Regions from separate parts of the Mus musculus genome. Here regions 1 and 3 are each linked to region 2. The links are chromatin loops, found by intact Hi-C in ENCODE. Cell type or tissue: heart. All regions are shown on one strand.

Region 1 (8,000 bases), 190 kb before region 2:
GGACCTGGACATCCAGTACTATGGTGTGCATTTAATAAGCTATTCTTCCTTAGCTGAGATTGGTGTATGCATGGGTTGTGTGGTGATTCCCAGACCCCAACAATGTTACTCTTAATTAAACCTCATGTTTTAAAATTGTAAAATTTGTGATATCTAGGCTCTATGACAGATTCAAATACTAAACTTTTGGGGGGGGCAGGATTGGTTGGGGGTGAAGCAGAGGCATGACCTCACTATGTAGGCCTGGCTGCTGTCCTAACCATCTTGGAATTTACTATATTAACCAGGCTAGCCTCAAAGTAAAAGATAACTGCCCGACTCTGCCTTTAATCTGCTAAATTCTGGGATTAAAGACATGAGCCATCAGGCCTACTCAAACCAAAGACTCTGTGACACAGAGTTCCCAGCCAACTCATACTATAGGGAACCACAAGTCTCCTCTCCAACCAAAAGACAAAAGAGTAGGGAGTCTTGCGGTCACTCTCATGCCTAAGCCACACCCTTCAATGCCACGGAAGAAGATTTAGAAGAGCAATTTTTACCTACCTCCAAATTTTCTAGGACCATGGCTCTCAAAGGGAGTTCTCATAGGGACCAGAGGGGCTTCAAGATTTCCATCTGTAAGGGGACAGTTAGTAGAGAAAGGTGGAAGCCGGGGCTACAAATGGAGCTTGTGCAGAAAGAAGCCAAGGCCATGCAAACTTAGGAGAAGCCCTGCCCCATGTAAATAACCCACAAAGGCTCGGAACTCACTGGTGTGTGGCTTCCTAAGCGTCTCATTTTCCAGTTCACCGGCCCGCTGCCACCCCAGGGAGCGCCTTTTTTCCTTCTTTCCATCCTTCCTTTCTTTTTCTCCCTTTCTTTCTTTCTTTCTTTCTTTCTTTCTTTCTTTCTTTCTTTCTTTCTTTCTTTCTTTCTTTCTTTCTTTCTTTCTTTCTTTCCTTCTTTCCTTCTTTCCTTCTTTCCTTCTTTTTGTTTTGTTTGTTTTAGTTTTTGTTTTTCAAGGCAGGGTTTCTCTGTATAGCCCTGGCTGTCCTGGAACTCACTCTGTAGACCAGGCTGGCCTTGAACTCAGAAATCCGCCTGCCTCTGCCTCCCAAGTGCTGGGATTAAAGGCGTACGCCACCATGCCCGGCTTTCTTTTCTTTCTTTTTTTTTTTTAACTTTTATTTTATTTATATGAGTACACTGTAGCTGTCTTCAGACACATTAGAAGAGGGCATCAAATTCCATTACAGATGGTTGTGAGCCACCAATGTGGTTGCTGGGCATTGAACTCAGGACCTCTGGAAGAGCAGCCCGTGTTCTTAACCGCTGAGCCATCTCTCCAGCCCTCTTTTTTTTTTTTTTTTTTTTTTTGACTTAAAACTGTAACATTCTTCCCCTCCTTCCCCAACCCTGCTTCCCTTCTTGACCTGGGACCCCACTCCATCAGGCCCATTAGCTTCTTTTATTTGTTTCTCATTACAGATGGTTGTGAGCCATCATGTGGTTGCTGGGATTTGAACTCATGACCTCCAGAAGAGCAGGCAGCTCTCTTCTTAACCACTGAGCCATCTCACTAGCCCCTTTCTTTTTTTTTTTTTTTTTTTTTTTGATTCTTTGAGAAAGGCTGACCTAGAATTCTCTAGGTAGGCTAGGTGGGCCTTGAACTCAGAGATAAACCCAGTTTTGCCTCTTAAGTTCTGGAACTAAAGGGGTATGCCACTATGTCCAGACTTCCTCTGTTTTAACTCAGGAGACAGAGACAGGCAGATCTCTGAGTTTGAGGGTAGTCTTGTGGAGGTCTATAGAGTACAATCTAGGACAACCAGGGTTACAATGAGAAATCTTGTCTTAAAAAACCTAAATAAACAAATGGTCTCTATTTCTTATTTTTCTCTTTCTTTTCTTCAAAAGGAACACCCAGATAAAGAGATACACTGAACAAGGTTTAAAAAGGTAAAAAAAAAAAAAAAAAAAAAAAAAAAAAAGTCCTGAGTACAAAATAGTTCTGTGCTCACGGAGCTGGGCAGGTCACCTTCCTACCCGTCGGATAGTCTGGAAGTACTGTCAGGGCTCTTTATCGCCATTTCATCATGGATACATGATAAATTATTAACTGGAAGTTTCAAGTGGCCAGTCATCCTATGATCTTGTGACCAGCTGCTATTAGGAGCCACCAAGAGTTGACTGATTAAAGGCCAATCAGAGCCAACACAGCCTTTACTCCCAGCAGAGGATGGCAGAGCCCTGATTTTGCAGCCAGCCTGGTCTCCATATAGGGAGTTTCAGGACAGCCAGAGCTACAAAAGGAAACCCTGTCTTGCTGGGGGAAATTTGTCAATCAGCATTCCTGAAAAGCAGCTGATTAAAACACCCCTGCCTCGTGCTGAGCTGTCTCAGTGTGGGAAAGCACCAGTTGCTTTCCTGTGGAAGCTCACACCAGGGACTCCATCACCATCTTCTGACTATGTTCAGGCAGCAGACACACACATACAGGCAAAAACCTGTATTTTAGGTAAACATAAAATAAAAAATCTTTTTTAAAAATGTCAATAGCAAGCCAGGCAATGGTGGCACACACCTTTAATCCCAGCTCTTGGGAGGCAGAGGCAGGCAGATTTCTGAGTTCGAAGCCAGCCTGGTCTACAGAGTGAGTTCCAGGACAGCCAGGGCTATACAGAGAAACCCTGTCTTGAAAAAACACAAAACAAAATTGGCTGTGAAGAGTTTGGATTGCTGCAGGTTCAGAGCCTAAATACAACTTCTTTGGGGCCGTGTTTAGGTCCCCCAAAAGCAATTCCTTACCCACCTTGTGCCAGACCTAACATCCTGATAGGCAAATAAAACCCTTTGGAATGTATTAACCAAACCTTAACTGCACCAGTGGAACGGATAAGAAGGGACCAGGTAGCATCTGAGGCCTGCAGTTGAGATTCCCTGTCTGCAGTAATCCACATCCCTGTTTCCATCAGTAGGTTAGGTCCAAACTGGGCTCAGCCTGTCTGTCTGAGAAGCTGCGTGCTTTCTCCCATTTTGCTTCTCTCTGCTTCCCCTTCCCCATGGAGAGATAACCTTGGCAGACTGATCCCCATACACCTTTGTTTCCACTCACAGAATGGCACAGTTTGGTGAGCTTGCTGCACCCTTGCTTACACAACCCATTTTTATTTCTTTTTTCTTTTTTTTTGGAGACAGGGTTTCTGGAACTCACTCTATAGACCAGGCTTGCCTTGAACTCAGAAATCTGCCTGCCTCTGCCTCCCAAGTGCAGGGATTAAAGGCATGTGCCACCCCTGCCTGGCCACAACCCATTTTTAAATGCTTTGTTGTATAACCTCCTTTGTTACCATAAAAACTCCACAAGTCTGTTTCTACATCATTAGGACATTGTATTGGAGGGAGATCTCAATATATGTTGTTTCTGGGATGTGGTCTCTCTGTCTCTGTCTCTCTCTTTCTCTCTCTCTCTCTCTCTCTCTCTCTCTCTCTCTCTCTCTCTCTCTCTCTCTCTTTATTTTTTTTTAAGATTTATTTATTTTATATATATATGAGTACACTGTAGCTGTCTTCAGACACTCCAGAAGAGGGCATCAGATCCCATTACAGATGGTTGTGAGCCACCATGTTGTTAGGAATTGAACTCAGGACCTCTGGAAGAGCAGTCAGTGTTCTTAACCACTGAGCCAGCTCTCTAGCCCATGGTCACTGTTTTTCTTTTTTTTCCTTTTCTTCCTTCCTTCCTTCCTCTCTCTCTCTCTCTCTCTCTCTCTCTCTCTCTCTCTCTCTTTCTTTCTTTCATTTTTGGTTTTGATTTCTGTTTTTGGAGACAGGGTTTCTCATTGTAGTTGTCTCTGTCCTTAACCAGATAAAGTGAAAGTTCTGGGTCTAAGCCTCTTACAGACAGGTATCATGCAGTGTGCTTCCTGGCCCCCATTTGAATTCTAATTGAATGTGTAATATCTAAACAAATAAATGAAATTGAGGGTACTGGTATATTGCAGGTGTCTTGTTTTGTTGTTGTTATTTTTAAGTGTGTGTGCACACACATACATGCACATGTGTATCTGTTGTGGGTGCACATGACTGCAGGTACCCCACAAGGTCAGCGGTGCCAGGTCTCCTGGAGCTGGAATTGCAGGCACTTTTGAACCTTCTGTCTTAGGTGCTGAAGCTCAGACCCAGGGCCTCCACAGGAGCACACATGCTCCTAACTGATGAGCCATCTGGCCAGGCCAACCCCAAGCTACCCCTCTGGATTTTATGTGAAAGATGAAGGTAACTGTATGTAACTAATTTCTAAAGTCTATGTGAGAGTCTGAAGGAGGGAGCTGGGCCAGTGGCTCAGTGGATAGAACGCTTGCTATACCAGCTTGAGGAACTGAGTTCAGATCCTCACAACCCACGTGGAGTCAGATAGTTAGCAGCACTCACCTGTAAACCCATGCTCTTATGATGAAGTGGGCAGCAGAGGTAAATTCCTAGCAGCTAGCTTGGCATATGAACAGTAAGCAAGAGACAATGAAACAAAATGACAGGTTCTCCAAGACACCTGCACCCTAGTAGACACATTCTTCATGAACACACACTGTAAGGAGCAGAATCACCTCTAGGTGGAGACATGCCATTATCTCCTCCCTAAATGTTGATCCACTTGGGCGGGTCTGGGACCTGACTGGGGGAAGGGGGTGGGGGGTGGGGCGGGACAGGACCACTCCTAGGCAAGTAGATTAGATAATGTGCTTTTCCTTCTCAGAATTCTGGCCCCCTAGTACAGTCTAAAAGAGGTTCAGGTGTGATGCCCACCTTTGGGGCCTGACTCAGAAAAGTGGAGCTTTTTTTTTTTTTTTTTAAATTCTGTCTTTTTCTTTTAGATGCTGGCCAGAGCCCAGGTAGGTGTGTTTTTATATTCCCAATGAACCTTCTGGGCTTCCTTACTCCTCTTCTAAGGCTCATACCCCATCTGTGGAAAGGCAGTGGGGATGAAAAGGAACGCAAGCTTTACCTGAGATGAGATGGTGAAAGCTGGTTTGTTTTGTTTTGTTTTTATATTTTTTCATACTTCTTTACTGCTCTATTGTCTTCTGTAACTCTGCTTTGCATCTACTTATGATTTTACTTAAAAGGGCCCTAAGTCTGCTCTTTGTTTGTTTGTTTGTTTGTTTGTTTTTGAGACAGGGTTTCTCTGTACAGCCTTGGCTGTCCTGGAACTCACTTTGTAGACCAGGCTGGCCTTGAACTCAGAAATCCACCTGCCTCTGCCTAAGTCTGCTCTTTTTAACCCAAGGGAGGCAGTCACTAGCCAATTCTCAGGTGTTTACTTCAAATTTTGCTCAAAAAAGTTTTAATTTTTCAAGATACGTTTTTCTCTGTGTAGCCCTGGCTGTCCTGGAACTCAGAGATTCATCTAACTCTGCCAACTGAGCACAGCGATTAAAGGTTTGTACCACCACTGACTGGCTTGTGGTAGTGGTCTTATTCTCACTCAGTGGGATTCACATTTTCTGGAGGCCCCAGCGAGATAGACCACCCAAATTCTAAAGCTGCATCTTCATTCTGGGGCTCCAGGGTTGAAGGGCTGCCTCAGGAGGTGTACACCTTCCAGACCAGGACTTCAAGATGGCGTCGCTCAAGCCATTGAAGGAGAAGAAGCTCATGGAGGTCAAACTTGGAGTGCTGCCAAGCTGGATATTGATGAGGGATTTCACCACCAATGGCATTGCAGGAGCCTTTCAGAGAGGGGATGTCCTGTCTTACAACAAGGACATCAATGTTCAGAAAGGCGGCATCTCATGGTGCTGGCTGCCTACGTGGTTTTCAGCTACTACATTTCTTACAAGGAACTCAAACATGAGCGGCGACACAAGTACCACTGAAGAGGGGTCGCTAGAGGGCATTGCATGGCCAAGTGTAACTGCCTGCCCCACTCTGACCTAGGAAGAATTCAACTAGCTGAACCTTCATACCCTGACTGAGAACTAGTGTTCAATAAAAGGTGACTGGTTCACGTACCAAAAAAAAAAAAAAAGGCATTCCAATGCTCTGAGGAGAAGGCCTCTCCTGGGAATACGTGATCTGGTCTGTGGGGATCCCAATCTGGGAAATAGAAGGGTTTGATGGAACCCAGATATTTTACCCTCAAAAAGTGAGATGTCACATGCCACTTGAGGTTCTTGGTCTTTTTTTTTTTTTGGTTTTTCGAGACAGGGTTTCTGCCTGCCTCTGCCTCCCGAGTGCTGGGATTAAAGGCATGTGCCACCACCGCCCTGCTGGTTATCTTTATCTATTGTCCAGGATGATTATGAATATCCTATCACCAAGAGTCATCTCTGAACATTCTGTGAAACCGAATAGCCCACACTTGGAAACGACTGCCCCATCCCCACCCCAGCCTGGGCAGCAGTAAATGTCACCCTCAGTAAACCCAACCATCCAGATCAGAATGGGAACATCTTGCCTTTGACAGAAGCAACTTCCAACCCTGGCTCCTGAATGAGGGTCTGTTTGGTTAGAAATGAGCAAGATGACCAAGCCCTGACTGTCGGCAGATGGACCCTTTGAGGACCTGTAGCAGAAGTCCGGGCACGCCTTCTGAAAACCATTCTGCAGGACTCACAGGAGAAACAATGTCTCCTCCCTCCACACAACCATGTTTACCCCCTTCCCCTGCTCACCTCCTCCTTCACAACCCTCGCTACCATCTCCAGCCTCACTCTGCCCTCTCCTGTCTGTCTGCTTCAACCTCTACTCTGCCACGTAGCTCTTCCCTATCTCTCCTGTCTTCCTTCTCCCTAGATCTTCTCTACCTCCCTGTGTTTCCCCTCTCCACACCTGCCAGGGGGTGCCATATGACTCTCGAAACTCCTCCTCCTTCTCTTCCTCCAATCCTGTTTCCCTCCTCCTTCTCTTCCTCCAATCCTGTTTCTGAGCAGTACCTCCTTCTGTCCTCCCTCCCCTATGGCTCATTCCAGACAATTGCTACCCATTATCCTTTTTCCATTACAGATTTCTACAAGAGGAAGAATCAGATCAACACTCCCCCTTTAAGCCCAACATAAATTCCTTAATTTCTCTAATTGATCCTATGTTTTTCAATACCTTCCCACGTGGGATGATTGTCAACAAATTCTCCATCCCCTCTTCACTACCAAAGTTAGGGGATGGACTGCCACAACATCAGCTTCAGCACTCTCCAGAATAGCTTCAAAGACTGATGACCAGATAGTAGAGGCAACTGACCTCACTCTGCCAGGTTGGATATCCCAATGAGACTATCCCAAGGGAGATAAGAGGTCACTCAGAGTACCACCAGGTTCTGGTAGAAAGATGAACCAGGCAGAACAAAAGCCCACTAACCTGTCTAAAGTAGCAGATGTGAAACAGAGCCCAGATGAATCACCTTCAACTTTTCTGGAATGCCCCTTGGACACCTATCCGTTATTTCCTCTATAGACCCAGAGGACTTGGTTAACCTGGCCTTTGTTACTCGGCCAACACTTGACATTTGTAAAAAGATACAAAAGATGGATGCGTTTGCAGGAAAGAATGGGTCAGAACTATTAGAAATAACCTAGGTGGGCTGGCGAGATGGATCAGTGGTTAAGAGCGCCGACTGCTCTTCCAAAGGTCCCAAGTTCAAATCCCAGCAACCACATGGTGGCTCACAACCATCCATAACAAAATCTGATGCCCTCTTCTGGAGTGTCTGAAGACAGCTATTGTGTACTTACATATAATAAATAAATCAATCTTTAAAAAAAGAAAAAGAAATAACCTAGGTGTTTGACAGCAGAGGCAGCAAAGATCTTTTGACAAAGACGAGGTGTGCCACTATGGCTGCACTCTAACCCACTTTCTTTTTTTTTTTTATATGGTTTTTTTTTTTTTTTTTGGTTTTTGGTTTTTCGAGACAGGGTTTCTCTGTATAGCCCTGGCTGTCTTGGAACTCACTTTGTAAACCAGGCTGGCCTCGAACTCAGAAATCCACCTGCCTCTGCCTCCCGAGTGCTGGGATTAAA
Region 2 (8,000 bases):
GCACAGAGGAGTACAGGATCAGCTTTCTTGGCCACGGGAAGTAGTGTAGGCTCTTTCCTTATGGGCTTGTGTGGGGCCCAGGTAGACAGACATGGGCATGGCCCCACGTGGGTGAGACAGACACTTGTCAGTCTCCACCGGCCCTTCCCTGAGGCTCAAAGTCTGGATGTGTGTGTGCGTTTGTGCCTCTGTGTGTAACTGGGTAAGCCTGTCTGTGGTGTGGGCAGAAAGGTCTCTCTAACCTCAGGCTAAATTCTTCCAGATAGTCCTTCATTGTCTTCTCCATCTGCAAAACAGTGTGTGGGAGGAGTGTTCCAGCCCCTGGAGGGAGGTCTGTGGGCATCAAGGTGCTGGCCGTGGGCTGTGTCTCTGAATATGTGGGTAGAAGCAGGGAGCCCTGCTCTCTAGAGATGCCTGAGTTGCTTTTGTGTCTTGTGTGTGGCTGTGGCTGGGCCCTGCAGATCCCAGGAATGAGAACACAGCTCCAATACCCCTCTGCCCTTTCTGCCCTTTCCCAGACTCCTGACTTTGCCCAGTTTGTTTGGCCACTGCCCTTGTTGGCACCACACACTGTTTGTTTTGTTGGGACTGTCAGCTGACTTTTATGGCAACTGTGTCAGCCTGTGTGACCCTGGATATAAGTGTGGCTTGGGTACCTTGTAAACCCCTTTCCTTGTGTGTATAAGCTGCAGTCGGAAGTGCTTCGAGCATGCACACCTGTGTGTGCGGTATGTCCGTGGTCTGTGGGACTGAGGCTGTCTGTGGGGATCTGAGCTAGTTGGTCCCTCTGGCATAGTGTGAGGTCCCTTGCACCTCAGCTGTGTAAACAAGCCCATGTTTTCCTTTCTAAGGCCCCTTCAGGGTTGTTGCCCCATTTTCCCCACTGAACAGCGAGTTTGGCTGGGTGGGGGTTGGGCAGTTGTGAGATTCTGGGAACAGGAGTGAACCGGAGTGTGCAGTTATGAGTTAGAATGTGGATTAAGCAGTGTTCCCTGGACAACCCCAGTCTCTCAGGGCTGGGCGAGCCTAGTTCTCCCTGGTTTCTGTGCTGGCCTATCCAGTCTTTTATAGCCAGGCTCGACAACCCTACAATTACCAGGGGCCAGATGCTGCTAAGAAGGCCTAGAGATTGGTATTGACCCTCCAGGGGAGGGGGCGTATCTGCCCCACTGGCCAAGCTAAGGGAGACTAGAGGAAGCTGGACTCCCTGATCAAGTTGCAGGCCCACAGCCTGGGTTTCCCTGCTGCTCTGGTCCTGAAGAGTCTTTGGTTGACCAGGCTCCAGCAAGTCTGGCCCTCCCTTGGGACAGTCCCACACTTTCCCAGTCTTTTGTCCTGGGGCTAAGAGTGTCCCTATATCTCCCACCCATGTTCTCCATGCCAGCTCCTATTCCCCACCAGGTTCACCTCCATCTTCATCCATGCCTTCTGCTCCTTCACGGCACAGTCCTTGTCTCTTGGTTCCAGCTGGCATCCTGGTGTCCATCTCAGATGCCTCAAATGTCACCACCACATTCAACTGAGGTTCTCCAGCTGCCACAAAAGCAGTGTGTATGTGTGTGTGTGTGTGTGTGTGTGTGTGTGTGTGAGAGAGAGAGAGAGAGAGAGAGAGAGAGAGAGAGAGAGAGAGAGGAGAGAGAGAGGATGCACAAGATACGGGGGCTGAGCAGCTCCAGACTGGACAAGTGTAGACTAGTCCAAGCCCACCCCTGCTCTTCCATGGCTGACACTCCTTCACCCTTTCATAGTTCACAAATTGTTCCCAAACCAGGGGTGGGCAGTGGCTCAGTGGGCTACAGTATAAGACTCTGTCCAAATAAACAATAATAAAAGAGCCAGGCGTGGTGGCACGTGTCTGTAATGCCAGCACACACAAGACTAATGCAGACAAATCACTTCCAGCCTGGAGTGTAGTGCAATACCCTGGGGTGGGGGAGGAAGCTGGGACTGGAAGGATGGCTCAGTGGTTAAGGGCATTTGCTGCTCTTGCAGAGGACCTGGGCTTGACTCCAGTTTCAGGTAATCTGGCATCCTCTTCTGACTTCCATAGGTACCAAACACACACACACACACACACACACACACAGAGTCACATAAGCATATGGGGCTAGAACACTCATACACATAAAATTAAAATATAAATAAATACTTTTTAAAACCTGGGCAAGGGGCTTGAGAGATGGCTTAGTGGTTAAGAGCACTGATTGTTCTTCCAGAGGTCCTGAGTTCAATTCCCAGCAACCACATGGTGGCTCACAACCATCTATAATGGGATCTGATGCTCTCTTCTGGTGTGTCTGAGGACAGTGTCAGTACACTAACATATAGTAAATAAATAAATATTTTAAACAAACAAACAAAAATCTGGGCAAGAGTCGGGTGGTAGTGGCGCACGCCTTTAATCCTAGCACTCAAGAGGCAGAGCAGGCATATGAGTTCGAGGCCAGCCTGATCTACAGAGTGAGTTCCAGGACAGCCAGGGAATAAATATGTAAATAGGTAAACAAATAAATAGAAATAAAAAGTGGGCATGGCACTGTAACTCCCATGATGACAACACTTAGAAGGTAGAGACAGGAGGATCAGGTGGCCAGACCATCCTCCATAATGTAGGAAGTTCAAGGTCATCCTGGAATTCACAAGCCTGTCTCAATTTAAAAAAGAAAACAGAAAAAACAATGAAAAATAAACGAACACACAAACAAAAAACAGGTTTGGTAGCACACACCTTAATACTGCTTTGGGAGGGCTGGTGAATCTCTATGAGTTAGAGAGCAGCCTGGTCTACATAGCCAACTCTAGGACAGCCTGGATTACCTTGTCTCAAAACAGACAAACAAACAACTACCACCATCAAAGAAAAACCAAAATAAAACAAACAAACATCAACAACAAAAACACAAACAGAAGAAGGAGGAGAAGGAGCAGAAAGAAGAAGGAGGGAGAAGGAGGATGAGGGAGAAAAGGAAGGAGGAGGAAAAGGAGGAGGGGTGAGGAGGAGGAGGAGGAAGAGGAGGAGGAGAAGAAAAAAACCTTAACAACATCTCAAGCTCTACACATACCATGGCTGACCCCTCAGTCCAGATGCTCCGCCACCTGGTGGATATTAAGCAGAACTTCAGGCTGAGCGGGCTCCAGCCAAATCAGTAGGGCTCAGATCTCAGGCCTGGATTGCAAAGAGCCCTGAACCTGTCCTGGCCCTGAGCATAGCTGGCTGGAGCTGGCGCTGGGGCTGGGGCTGGCGCTGGCGCTGGCGCTGGCGGAGCTGGAGCGTACTCTCGTGCAGAAAAGGGAGAACATGGCTACTTCGAACCAAGCCTCACAGCCCATGGCCAACTTTGTTTTGGGGTGCGACAGTGCTGAATAGGCAAGACTCACTTGGGACCCTTCTTGGTGTCCTTGTTGCTATGAAGCTAAAGAAGGAGGAAGAAGCCTCTCAGGATATTGCCCATTAGGAGCCTGCTTTCCTACTGTGCAGACAGCTCCTTGGCTTGGTAATGCCTTACCTCAGAGCTCCCGTGCTTCAGGATAGGGACATCAAAATCAGCCAAAGACCAAGCCCTAGGGCAGCATCAGGATGGCCCTGGCCTGTGTTCATCTAAGTGCTGAGCCGGGTCCCCAGTTCTGCTCCTGCTTCTGCAGACCAATGCCCTGTGCTGCTTAATTCTAGCTGCCAAATAGACATAACCTAGAGTCCCCTGGGAAGAGAGTCCTAATCAAGTATTATCTCCATCAGGTTGGCCTTGGGGCTTGTCTGTGTGGGGCTGTCACGACTAGTAATTGAAGTAGGAACACCCAGCTCTTTGTGGGTGGCATTTCCAAGGCAGGGGGTCCTGAACAGTGCAAGATAGGAGAAAGCTAATTAAGAGAGTTGAATCCGGTGGTGCACACCTTCAGCCTCAGCATTCTGGAGGCAAAGGCACATGGACCTCTGTGAGTTCGAGGCCAGCCTGCTCTATATAATGAGACTTTGTCCTAAACAATAAAAAATAAAATCAAGCAAGAGCGCTGACATTTGATTTCCCTCTTCTTTCTTTTCTTTTCCTTTCTTTGTTCCTGACTTTCTTTCCTTCTCTTTCTTCTTTTAAAACAAAGTTTCCCTGTGTAGCCCTGGCTGTCCTGGAACTCACTGTTTAGACCAAGCTGGCCTCGAACTCACAGAGATCCACCTGCCTCTGCCTCCTGAGTGCTGGGATTAAAGGTGTGAAGCATCATTCCTGGCTTCACACTTGGTTTCTCTGTGCTTGACCATGGTGGTGATGTAACGTGACCAGGGGCTTCAACCTCCTGCCACAGTATCGCCTCTGCTGTGACAGACTGAAGTAAACTCCCTTCTCTCCTAAGTTGCTTTTTCACTAGAGGTTTTTTTTTTTTGTTTTGTTTTGTTTTTGTTTTTATTTTTGTCACAGCAAAACAAATGAACTAGAACTGTTCCTGACTGAGAGGGGGAATGTTCATGCTCAAGGTCAGGGAACTGGAAAGGACCTTTGAAGGGGTGGCACCTCCTCCTTGTCATTCCTTGTTGACTGCGGACATTTTCCCCTCTGAGGACTGTGTGTGACATAAGAGAAGATGAAGGCTCAGTGTACAGAGTTCTAGTCCTGGCTCTGACCTAGACACCTGAGTGCTTGTGTCTGAGTTACTACTCTCTCTGTCCCATCTGTCAAAAGAAGGGTCTAGAGCTGGAGAGATGGCTCAGAGGTTAAGAGCGCTGACTGCTCTTCCAGAGGCCCTGAGTTCAATTCCCAGCAACCACATGATGGCTCACAGCCATCTGAAATGGGATTTGATGTCCTCTTCTGGTGTGTCTGAAGACAGTGTCAGTGTACACACATACATAAAATAAATCTTAAAAAGGGGGGGGGGTCTGGATGACCCACCTCATGCTGGCTTGGGGTCTTCAGAACTTTTTCTCATCACAGGACAAAGAAATAAAAAGCCATGAGCACAGTCAAGGGCAGTGTGGATTTATGGGAAAGGTCCCAGGTGTTGATACAGGTGCCAATGATTAGAGCATGGAGACAATCAAACCCACTTTGTTTCTGTTGGTTTTGTGAGGCTGAGAATCAACCCCAGGACCTCATGCATCCTAAGCGAGTGTTCTCCCACTGGGCTACAGCTTAGCTCTTGAGACCCACTTTGATTGTCAGCCCTACCACTTGCCAGGCTGTGTAACCCTAGTCAAGCAATACAACATGTTAGACCAGTTGTTTTCAACCTGTGGGTCAAAGGACACTTTCACCCAGGTCACCTAAGAACTTTGGAAAATACAGATACTTAACATTATGATGAATAACAGTAGCAAAATTATAGTTATGAAGTAGCAACAAAAATAATTTTATTAGACAGTCGTGTGTGTTACTACAGTAGTGAGCAAAGTCTAAGAAGCCACAGAGATGAGAAAACAAAGATGTATTTATTTCACTATCCCCAAATCCACGGCCCCTTACAGTTGGACTATTTCTAGAGTTTAAAATTTTGTTTTTCTGCTGGGCAGTGGTGGTGCACAGTTTTTATCCCAGCACAGCTGGATCTCTGAGTTCGAGGCCAGCCTGGTCTACAGAGCAAATTCCAAGACAGCCAGGTCTACACAAAGAAACTCTGTCTTGGGAAAAACCAAACCAAAACAACAACAACAACAACAACAAAAACCCCAACTTTTTCTTTTACTTATTTTGTCCAGGGTATTGCTGATGTCAGAGGCCAACTTGCAGAACATAGTTCTCTCCTGCTACCATGTGCTCTCAGGGATCACCCTGAGGTCTTCAGGCTTGGTGGAAGGATCTTTACTCTCTTGCTAAGCCCTACTGTGGTAGGTTGAATGAGAATGTCTACTACAGACTCATATATTTGAATGTTTCATCACCAGAGAGTGGAATTGTTTGAAAGGATTAGAAGGATTAAGTGGTGTGGCCTTGTTGGAGAAGGTGAGTCTCTAGGGGTAGTCTCTGAGGTTTCAGAAGTCCATTCCCGGCCCAGTCTCTCTCCCCTTTTCTGCCAGAGCATTAGGACATAGCTCTCAGTCACTTCTTCAGTACCATGCCTACACGCTGCCATGCTTCCCACCATGATGATAATGGACTGTGAAAGTGGAAGTCGCTACCACATGCTTTCTTATATAAGAGTTGCCTTGGTCATGGCCTCTCTTCACAGCAATAGAACAGTGACGGACACACCTATTCTACATTTTGAAACCACAAGCACCCCCATGCCTCACCAGCCTTTCTTGGCCTAGAAATTTCAGGGGTCTTCACCTGACCCCTGTTCCCTCACAGGTGATGTCCACGCTGCAAGGCCTTCTGTACTCCACAAGAGAGCTAGCTGGCATTGTGTACTTCCTCCATGAAGCAGGCTTCCTCTGACCAAGCAAAGATGGGATTTCCCCGGCTATTTCCACTGCCCCTGGCAATTAACCATGCTATACTGCATCTGCTCCTCATCGTGTGGTGTGTGTGTGTGTGTGTGTGTGTGTGTGCGCACACACACACACACACGTGTTCACGAATTATTTTGTTTTGTTTTTGTGTTGTTGTTGTTGTTGTTGTTGTTGTTTTCGAGACAGGGTTTCTCTGTATAGCCCTGGCTGTACTGGAACTCACTTTGTAGAGCAGGCTAGCCTCGAACTCAGAAATCCGCCTGCCTCTGTCTCCCAAGTGCTGGGATTAAAGGCTTGTGCCACCACGGCCCAGCGCATTACTGATTCTTGATCACACACCATGTCCTGGTTAGGGTTACCATTGCTGTGATAAAACGCCGTGATGAGGAGCCAGGTGGTGAGGAAAGGATTTACTTGGCTTCCATGTCGTATATAGTCTATCACTGAAGAAGTCAGGGCAGGAACTTAAACAGGGCAAGAACCTGGAGGCAGGAGCTGATGCAGAGGCTGCCACAGAGGGGTGCTACTGACTGGCTTTCTCATCATGGCTTGCTCAGCCTCCTTTCTTATAGATCCCAAGACCACCAGCCTAGGGATGGTGCCACCCACAGTGGGCTGCCTCTTCTCATCAATCACTAATTGAGAAAATACCCTACACCCTGATCTTAAGGTGGTATTTTTTTTCAGCTGAGGTTCCCTCCTCTCTGATGACTACAGCTTGTGTCAAGTTGTCATAAAACTAGCCAGCACACCCTAAGAGATATGGAATTAAGTAGGAGCTGTCTTAGTTAGGGTTGTCATTATTGCAATGAAACACCATAATCAAAAAGCAAGTTGGTACCACACACACACACACACACACATCTGGGTGGCACATGCCCTTAATCCCAGCACTTGGGAGGCAGAGGCATGTAGATCTCTGAGTTTGAGGCCAGCCTGGTCTACAGAACAAGTTCTAGGACAGTCAAGGCTATGAAGAAAAACACTGACTCCAGAAACAAACAAACAAACAAACAAACAAAGGCAAGTTGGGGAGAAAAGGGTGGTTTATTTTGGTTTATGGTTTCACATCATAGTCCATCATTGAAAGATGTTGGGACAGGAACTCAAACAGGGCAGGAACCTGGAGGCAGGAGCTGATGCAGAGACCTTGGAGGAGTATTGCTTACTGGCTTGCTCATCACAACTTGGGCAGCCTGCTTTCTTATAGAACCCAAAACTACCAACCCAGGCATGGCACCACTCACAATGGGCTGGACCCTCCTCCACCAATCACTAATTTAAAAAATGCCTTACAGGCTTGCCTACAGCTGGATCTTATGGAGGCATATTCTCAGTTGTTGTTCCTTCCTCTCAGATGACAACAGCTTGTGTCAAGCTGACATAATGCTAGCCAGCACAGGAGCTTTAACAGTTGTTTGTGCACACACACACACACACACACACACACACACACACACACACACGCTCACTTGAGTATAAGTAGAAACAGAGGACACCATCTGACATCTCTCTCCTGCCTTTATGCGGCTTCTGTCATCAAATGCAAGTCATCAGACCTTCACAAGTGATTTGCCGTGGAGCCATCCTGGCCCGGGTCGTGTTTTGACAAAGCACATGTAGC
Region 3 (8,000 bases), 210 kb before region 2:
GTTCCCTTCAAACAGGCTCTCACTGAGCCAGGCAGCCCAGCCAGCCTCCTGCCTCTACCTACCATGCAGATTGTGTTCACTGCCACAGCTGGATTGTCACACGGCCCTGGCATCCCAATTTGGCTCTTCTGCTCCGATAGCTAATGCGCTTACCGGCCAAGCTGGTAAAACTACTTCTTTCCTTTTCTTTTTTTTTTTTTTTTTTTTTTAAGTTTAGGAAGTTTAAGGTTTCTGTTATTTGAAACAAAAGTTTCTTGAGTAGCTCTGGCTGTCCTAGAACCTACTCTGTAAATCAGGCTAGCCTAGAACTCAAAAAGATCCACTTCCCTCTGCTCCCAGTGATGAGACCAAAGGCGTGGGCCGCCACCACCACCATCTGGTGAGATTTAAGGTTAATATTTCTGAAAATTCTCTGTGCCCACCTGTCAGTCCCTGAAGTGATTCACACTGCCTAAATGTGACTACAGCACACAAGAGACACAGAAACACCAACACAAGCAAGAAATAAGCTTAGTCTCCTCATCAAGGAACCCAACTGCAGGACCCTCTGCTCCTCTGGCCCGCTCTTACCAGTTCTACACACCAGCCCACTGTCAGGGCCCGCTGAAGACTCTCAGCATCCTGTTTCTTCGGCTCCACCAGCTCCTGGAAGGCTTGTACCACGGTCAAACCCCGGTTGTACTTGCCTCCTAAGGCATTGTACTCTAGGACCTGAGGCAGGATGAGAAGACATCAGGGTCCACACAGCAGGGACCTGAAGAGATTTTTTTCCCTTCTCCCTCTTTGAACCCCAACTCCCCCTTGGAGAGCCCCTGGATCACTCCCCTCTTCATTCCCTCTCCAACATCCTATGGGCTGTGGCACCCAAGTACCTGCTATATAACATACACCCAAGACTTCCCCCAAGTGGAGGACTGGGACACCTGCCAACAAGCCTGTGTTGAAGACAAGGGCCCTGGTGTGGAGGGATGACTGACACCTATCATCTCAGTACTCAGAAGATGGAAGCAGGCAGGCAGACTGCATGAGTCTGAGGCTAGCCTCAGATACATAATAGGTTCTAGCCAACCCTGGCTACGGAAAACAAACAAAAGAAAAAACGAGGCTTCTCCAAAGTTAGGCAAAAGAAGGCTTTGAAGGGACAGCAAGGTTCAGGGCTATTTCTGACCCCTCCAATGTCCTCCTCCTGGGGCCTTCTCAACTGTGCTTCCTGCTAACTAACTAAGGAGCTAGCTCTTTAATACCGACACAGCATAGACAAAGAAAACTCTCCTCTTAGTTTTTTTTCCTCAGAGATGAGACAACATTTATAAAGTAAGAACTCCCCAGGCTACAGAGATGGCTCAGCAATGAAAAGCACTGCCCCTCGGGAGGACCTGGGTTTGAGTCCCAGCATTCACATGGCAGCTCACAACCATCCTCACACATACATACACGCAGGCAAATCGTCAAATGTCCAAAAAGTGAAAATAAAAATGTCTGTCTTTAAAAGACTTCCCAATCCAGGCACGGTGGTACTGTCACTGACATAGCACACAGAAGGCTGAGGTGGGGTTTGTGTGTCTGAGGCCATGTGGGCTTAAAAAACATGAAACTCTGTCTTAAGAAAATAAACACTGGAAGGAAATAGGTAACTCCAGTAGAACAGTCTTTCTAACAATACAATAACTTCCCTCAGGCCTCAGTGCCAACAGCCTCATGGTATCTACTAAGATCCTATCATAGTTTCAGGGCATGAAATCAAACTTTACTAGGTCCAAGGCTACTCTCAAGCAAGGCTCTCTGGATGGTCAAAAGTCATGGAGCCAAACATCCCCGAGGAGGGCTGAAGTGCAGCAGAGACCCATCTACTCCAGAGACCCAGGTAGTCACTTCGCTCTTATCGAAACCCCTCATGAATCCACACCTCTACCAGCTTCTTCAGTCCTGAATGCCTCACCTCCTTGAGCCGGGCAATAGCATCCCCTATCTCTGGGTGTCCCAGCTCCTTCTCAGTCAGCACCTTGACGATCTGGGAGAAGTGCTGGATGAAATTCTGCTTTTCTTGGTTATAAGCATCCAATTTCTGGTTCCCATTCATTCTGACAGAGGAGCTAAATGCTCTGAGGGAAAAAAAAACACACACACAAACAAATGAGAGGGTGGCTCGGGTGCTTCCCTCCCCGAAGCCCCACACCCCAACCACACTCACCGAGGCTCCTCTGTCCACACTTGGCACCACCAGCGGGCACTGTGCCAGGCCCCCAGGACTGGACACCCATATGCCAGGGAGGGTCGTTGTAGGAAACCAAGCCACCTCTCCCGGGGTGCCCAGCAGGGGGCTGGCAGCAGGAAGACCCCCAGAGATCTCAGCCAGCAGGACAGGGGCATCCTGGGTGTGCATGGGGGTGGGGGCACCAAGCACTCCCTGCAGGAGCAAGCACCGAAGGCAGATGCTTGGTAGCAGTTACCTAAGGTATCCCCCAAGCCAAGCTTGTTACCTCCTGCATTAGAACGCCCCACCCCGCTTCTAAACTCAAGAATTACATAAAAAACACACAGGAAATGAAAAGTTTGTCGGAGTGACTGAGATCCAATAGATCTTCACTTAAACCGAAAATGGCTAAAACTGAACACTTTCTACTTCCAAGGTTGCGTTCACTACAATTCGGAACATTGTATTACGGGAATTACGGGATGCAAGGTCCTTAAGTCACAATGTTAATGGAGACACCGAACTGAGGTTCAGTGAATGTAAGAGAGCTGAGCTGACGAAGAGCCAAAGCTGGAACCCAGGAGTCCGGATGTAGGGGAAAGAGAGGGAAGCTCTTAGATAGTCCCAATGAGGGGACTGGAGCCGAAGGTGCTGTGCGCTTGTCATCTGTCCCGGCACTGGTGCTAACCGCAGCCGGCCTCCGAGCAACAGGTGGGCGTGGGAGGACTCACAAGAGTAAACTAAAGGCCTGGCGTACGGAAGACTTGAGGAAGACGCCAGCGTTTAGAAATTCACGAAGGCACAAGCAAACCGTTCATTCTGGCCCACCGACCCCAAGCCCCGTAACTCCAACACGGACTGGTCCTTTAGTGCCTCGGAGCTTCACCCGATCCGAGACACGGGTAAACCTCAGCTCCAGCCCCAACAATAGCTCTCACCTGTTCTTCAACGCGGATTCTCCCGGGGTCCAAGATGTTTGCGGCTTACACCTAAAAGCTGAGCGTGCATCCGCTCAGCACTCTGGGAGTTGTAGTTCCCAGTCTCCAGGCTCAGGAGGCAGAACATAAATATAAAACTACGACTCCCGGCATGCCACGGACTAGGCGGCAAGAAACTCAGACTTGTGTCTCAGGGTGGGTGTGGCCTAGTTCGCTGATTGGCTAAATTACCTCGTGTGAGCATGGGCCTTGTGACGGCTGGCCAATGAAAGGGTGGCGCGCGGACCATCAGCCCACTAGGCGGTCGGCGGTGTCGGTACACCCATACCGAAAGCCTGGGAAATTGGCTATCTAATTCCTAGCTATAGTTCTTCCAGTGCTTCTGGTTGACAGTGTTTCTAAGATCCCGGAATAACCAGCCTTGCAGCTTCCTATTTCCAACTCTAGCAAATCACTTCTTACATCTTTGATTCTAGTTAGGTGAAGTCGCTCATTTTTCCAGCCCTTAGAAGGGGTGAGGCAATAAGATCAAGAGTTAAAGCCATGGGGTGGGGCTGGAGGGAAAAAAAAAAAAAAGAGTTAAAACCAATATGGGTCGTGTAATGAGTTTTAGGCTACTTGGAAGACTATATGACTATATGAGAGAAAACAACACCTTTCCCCCAGGTACTTTGGCGCCCTTGAAGCAAAAAGGTAAAAACTCAAAGCAGATGTTAGAACTTTCGGCCTCACAGTTTGCCAGCCCACCACGTTGACTCCTTTTTACTCCACCCCAAACCCCATCGCGATCAGAAAAGAGACCTGAAACTACAAACCACCTCAGACATTAATGGACTTGTCCTTGAAGTATTAGAAATAAGTTTCATTGTCCCAAAGAAAGAGACCACTACCACTCCGGACTAAAAGGTTGAAGGGTCTAGACAAGATAAACTTTACACATTGGTTTATTCTGCAAGGTTTCTCCATGTAGCCCTGGCTGTCCTGGAACTCTCACTGTAGACCTGGCTAAACTTCAACTCACAGAGTGAGAAAATAGTAGATTGAACATGGCTCGCAGAGGGGACTAGACCATGCATAAGAGAAGGTAGGGAGCTTAAGGGAGGGCCAAAACAGCATAGCCGAGGTTATAAGAATGTGAAGTGAGGGAAGAGAAGCTCCTGAGATAGAGACGTTTAGGATAATGGGGGAGCTGAGAAGAGCCAGGAACATGTGATATACTGTGAGAGCCTGGATATACTGGGGGAGCCTGGAGGCCGGCATAATTTTTGTCCCTTCTGCTGCCCATGTAAGGGTAACCCCTTTGGTAAAGGGGAACCGGTTTCACAAGTTCCTAACGAATGCTAGTTTTGGTCAGAATTTGAGGAAATGGAGTTTTCTTTAGAGCTCCTTTGGACAGTAACAACATAAGAAACAGACAAGCCAGGGTAACAAAAATAGTCATGAAACAAACTCATGGTAATACCCAATTAACTGCCAGGATGCCAAGTCTGTGCAAGAAGAGAAGAGCTGTCAACCACTGGCTTTGCAAATGGAAAAGAATAAATTAAGATGGTTATCTCATACTGAGGGAAAAGGCAGTAGACTCCCTGATAGGCAGGCCGACGTGGGAAGGGCTGTGACTACTGAGTAATAGCGATGGTGGACTTCCAAGGTGACTGGCTCCTTCCTCACACTCCTGAGCAGAGGCAAACGTCTCTCAGGTTAGAACAAAGGCTTTGTGAACATTTTCTTCTGAAAGCATAGCCACTGTTGATTCAAGGCAGTTCATGACATATTTACACAACAGTTGTGAGCCAATTGGTCCTCCTGTCTGTTTTCTTTTTTTTTTTTTTTTTTTGGTTTTTCGAGACAGGGTTTCTCTGTGTAGCCCTGGCTGTCCTGGAACTCACTCTGTAGACCAGGCTGGCCTCAAACTCAGAAATCCGCCTGCCTCTGCCTCCCGAGGGCTGGGACTCCTGTGTGTTTTCAAACTAGCCTACCCTAAAATAGGGAAGGAAGATCACTCAAAGACTTTTAGGAGAAATTGACCATCTGATTCCTGAATCCTCCCTCTGCTTTGTGGAGAGTCTGTCTCTCTCTCTCTCTCTCTCTCTCTCTGTGTGTGTGTGTGTGTGTGTGTGTGTGTGTGTGTGTGTGTGTGTGTTTCCTCACCTATAATAAAAAACCTTTCTGTGACTGTGGATTCTGTCTGTTCCTGTTTGCTTTGTCTGGGACTTCCCCAGCTCTTACCTGCTACACTCCATAGCTTTTCTGCCTTTTAATTCTTTAGCTGGCAAAGAAAATAAACCCAAGGAAGACTGTAACTTCTTTTTCTTTTTCTTTTTTTCTTTCTTTTTTTCTTTTTTTTTTTTTTTTTTTGCACATTATTTTATTTTTGTCTACAGGAACCTAAAACTCAAAGCACCAGCAGGATCTCTGGTCACTCCTGTAGCTCCTTCTGGAAAACACCCACTGATTCCTTGCTAGAAGTTATTAAAGGCTTAAAAAACCTAAAGGTGGGGCTACTCCCTAGACAGTTAACGTGATGAACATGCTAGACTTTTCATTTTAAGCTGAACCCCAGCTTCTATGGAGAGGTGATCAGAAGGGCTACTAAAACTAGAACAAGCCGGGCAGTGGTGGCACACGCCTTTAATCCCTTTAAGTACTTGGGAGGCAGAGGCTGGCAGATTTCTGAGTTCAAGGTCAGCCTGGTCTACAGAGTGAGTTCCAGGACAGCCAGGGCTACACAGAGAAATCCTGTCTTGAAAAACAAAACAACAACAACAACAAAAACAACAACAACAACAAAACTAGAACAAGGTTCTGAGCCCTGTGCACGTGTTTAAGCTCCACAGACTCCCCTCAGATCTGACTAGTAGATGCTCACTGCTAGTTGTCAGTAACCTGTAACCTGTATAATACAATGCTCAACCTGCTGCTCAGACTCAGTTTACTAACCTACCAGGTTGAAGGAAGGGGTTGCAGGAGCCCCAATTTTTATTACTTGGTCAAAAACACAGGTAACAACTCATTTTTGTGCATGACTGTAACATTTTGAGGGTTTGTCTGGGATGTCTTCTGAGAAGCATTGATATATATTAGGTGAGTGTAAACCAGGCTAAAGCCTGAAAGGATAGGATGATGAGCGTGAGCAACTAGCACCTGTCAAACATGCATGCGTGTGCACACACACACACACACACGATCTTAGATATATAAATATGTATTTAATTTCATAGATTAAAAGGTAAAATCATAAAAAAAATCTCATGAGGAAACATAAGGATAAGTTTTTATTGTTGTGGGACTAGAGAGCTGGCTCAGTGATTAAGCCTGCTTCCAGGCTGGAGAGGTGGCTCAGCGGTTAAGAGCACTGACTGCTTTTCGGAAGGTCCTGAGTTCAAATCCCAGCAACCTCATGGTGCCTCACAACCACCCGTAATGAGAGATCTGACACCCTTTTCTGGTAACAGTGTACTTATGTGTAATAATAAATAAATCCTTTAAAAAAAAAAAAGAAGTGCTTCCAGATATTCCAGAGCACCAGAACTTGGTTCCCAGTGCCCAGCATCAGGCTGATCAACATTGCCTGAAACTTTCAGCCCCTCCAGGACATGCAAACATGTGGCAGAGATATACTAATAAAAAAGTACATTTTTCTATAATATCATTTTTAAAAGATTGATTTTATTTATATGAGTACACTGTAGTTGTCTTTCAGACACACCAGAAAAGGGCATTGATCCCATCACAGATGGTTGTGAGCCACCATGTAGTTGCTGGGAATTGAACTCAGGACCTCTGGAAGAGCAGTTAGTGCTCTTAACCTCTGAGCCATGACTCCAGCCCTATAATATCATTTTTATTATATGGGTTGCCCTTTTCTTTTTTCTTTTTTCTTTTTCTTTTTCTTTTTTTCTTTTTTCTTTCTTTCTTTTTTTTTTTTTTTTTTTTTTTTTTTTGAGACAGGATTTCTCTGTGTAGCCCTGGCTGTCCTGGAACTCACTCTGTAGACCAGGCTGGCCTCGAACTCAGAAATCTGCCTGCCTCTGAGTGTTGGGATTAAAGGCGTGTGCCACCATGCCTAGCATGGGTTGCCCCTTTTCATTGTTGCAGCTAAGGAGCAACTCATGGGAGGAATGCTTGTTCTGACTCACAGTCTGAAGGAACACAGTCTATCGTGATAGGTAAGAAGCAAAGGGTTGTACAGAAGAGAGGAAGGAGGAAAAGGAGACCTGAAAGAACAGTTCTGGGAAGGTCAAGAGGTCAAGTTCCCTGAGACCAATCTGGATTGCCTGAGACCCTGTCTCAAACAAACAAAAACAAAAAAACAAACAAACAAACAAAAAAACTGGGCTAGTGAGTGGTTGGTGGTGTGAGTGGTCAGTGGCTTGATAGATAAGGGTACTTGCCGCCAAGCCTAGAGACTTGAGTTCAAATCCTGGAACTCACATTGGTGTAAGGAAAGAACTGAGTCCAGTAAAGCTGTCCTCTTATGTCTCCAAGAACACAGCGGCATGAATGCACCTACACACACACACCACCACCACCACCACCATCACCATCACCATCACCATCATCACCATTATCAAAAACAAAAGCAAATGGGAGTAGGGAGATGGGGGGTCGGGGCAGCTCAAGCAAAACAGGCACCAGGCCATAAGAGGCTCTGGTACTAGAAAACACTCTACGAAAGGTCACAATCCTCAGCCCAAATGCCAAAAGCAACCTTGAGTCTTGTTTTCCTATCTTCTAGCCCAGTCATCCCAGCCCCATACTGTCCAGGAACACTCGCCTCATGACATCAGTGCTGAATTAGCTGAGGTGATTTGTGGTTTGGTCGACCGAGTTTGTTTGTGAGGGAGGGTCTCTTTCTAACTCCAGAA

Evidence for each region. A loop is a pair of places that touch in the nucleus more often than their neighbours do. Peaks named below come from ENCODE experiments on the same cell type or tissue, not always from the same donor. Only the 100,000 strongest peaks of a DNase experiment are listed, where the experiment ranks them.
Region 1: a loop joins it to region 2, with 2.2 times the contacts of the local background. A loop is called at or near these places in 2 of 42 quality-filtered maps.
Region 3: it touches region 2 in a loop (2.4-fold over the local background); 2 of 42 quality-filtered maps call a loop at or near these places.

What each region holds. Positions count from the first base shown.
Region 1 is chr3:89,111,123-89,119,122 of GRCm38, forward strand. It overlaps the pseudogene Gm29704. Among named protein-coding and RNA genes, the nearest start is that of Fdps, 13 kb to the left of the region's middle. In heart, a CTCF peak has its summit at 4,571 (motif pointing right); no DNase peak of the experiment used is centred here.
Region 2 is chr3:89,305,180-89,313,179 of GRCm38, forward strand. Gm34014 (a long non-coding RNA gene) reads left to right here. Exons shown (of 3, transcript XR_867453.3): 2 at 5,684-5,812. Among named protein-coding and RNA genes, the nearest start is that of Gm34014, 6.1 kb to the left of the region's middle. In heart, a CTCF peak has its summit at 3,104 (motif pointing left); a DNase peak (open chromatin) is centred at 3,122; H3K27ac peaks cover 250 bases; H3K27me3 peaks cover 423 bases.
Region 3 is chr3:89,098,730-89,106,729 of GRCm38, forward strand. It overlaps Fdps (farnesyl diphosphate synthetase), which reads right to left and starts at 3,238. Exons shown (of 10, transcript NM_134469.4): 1 at 3,133-3,238; 2 at 1,940-2,102; 3 at 571-711. The coding sequence starts at 2,080. In heart, a CTCF peak has its summit at 3,439; DNase peaks (open chromatin) are centred at 2,302 and 3,342; H3K4me3 peaks cover 2,566 bases; H3K27ac peaks cover 2,339 bases.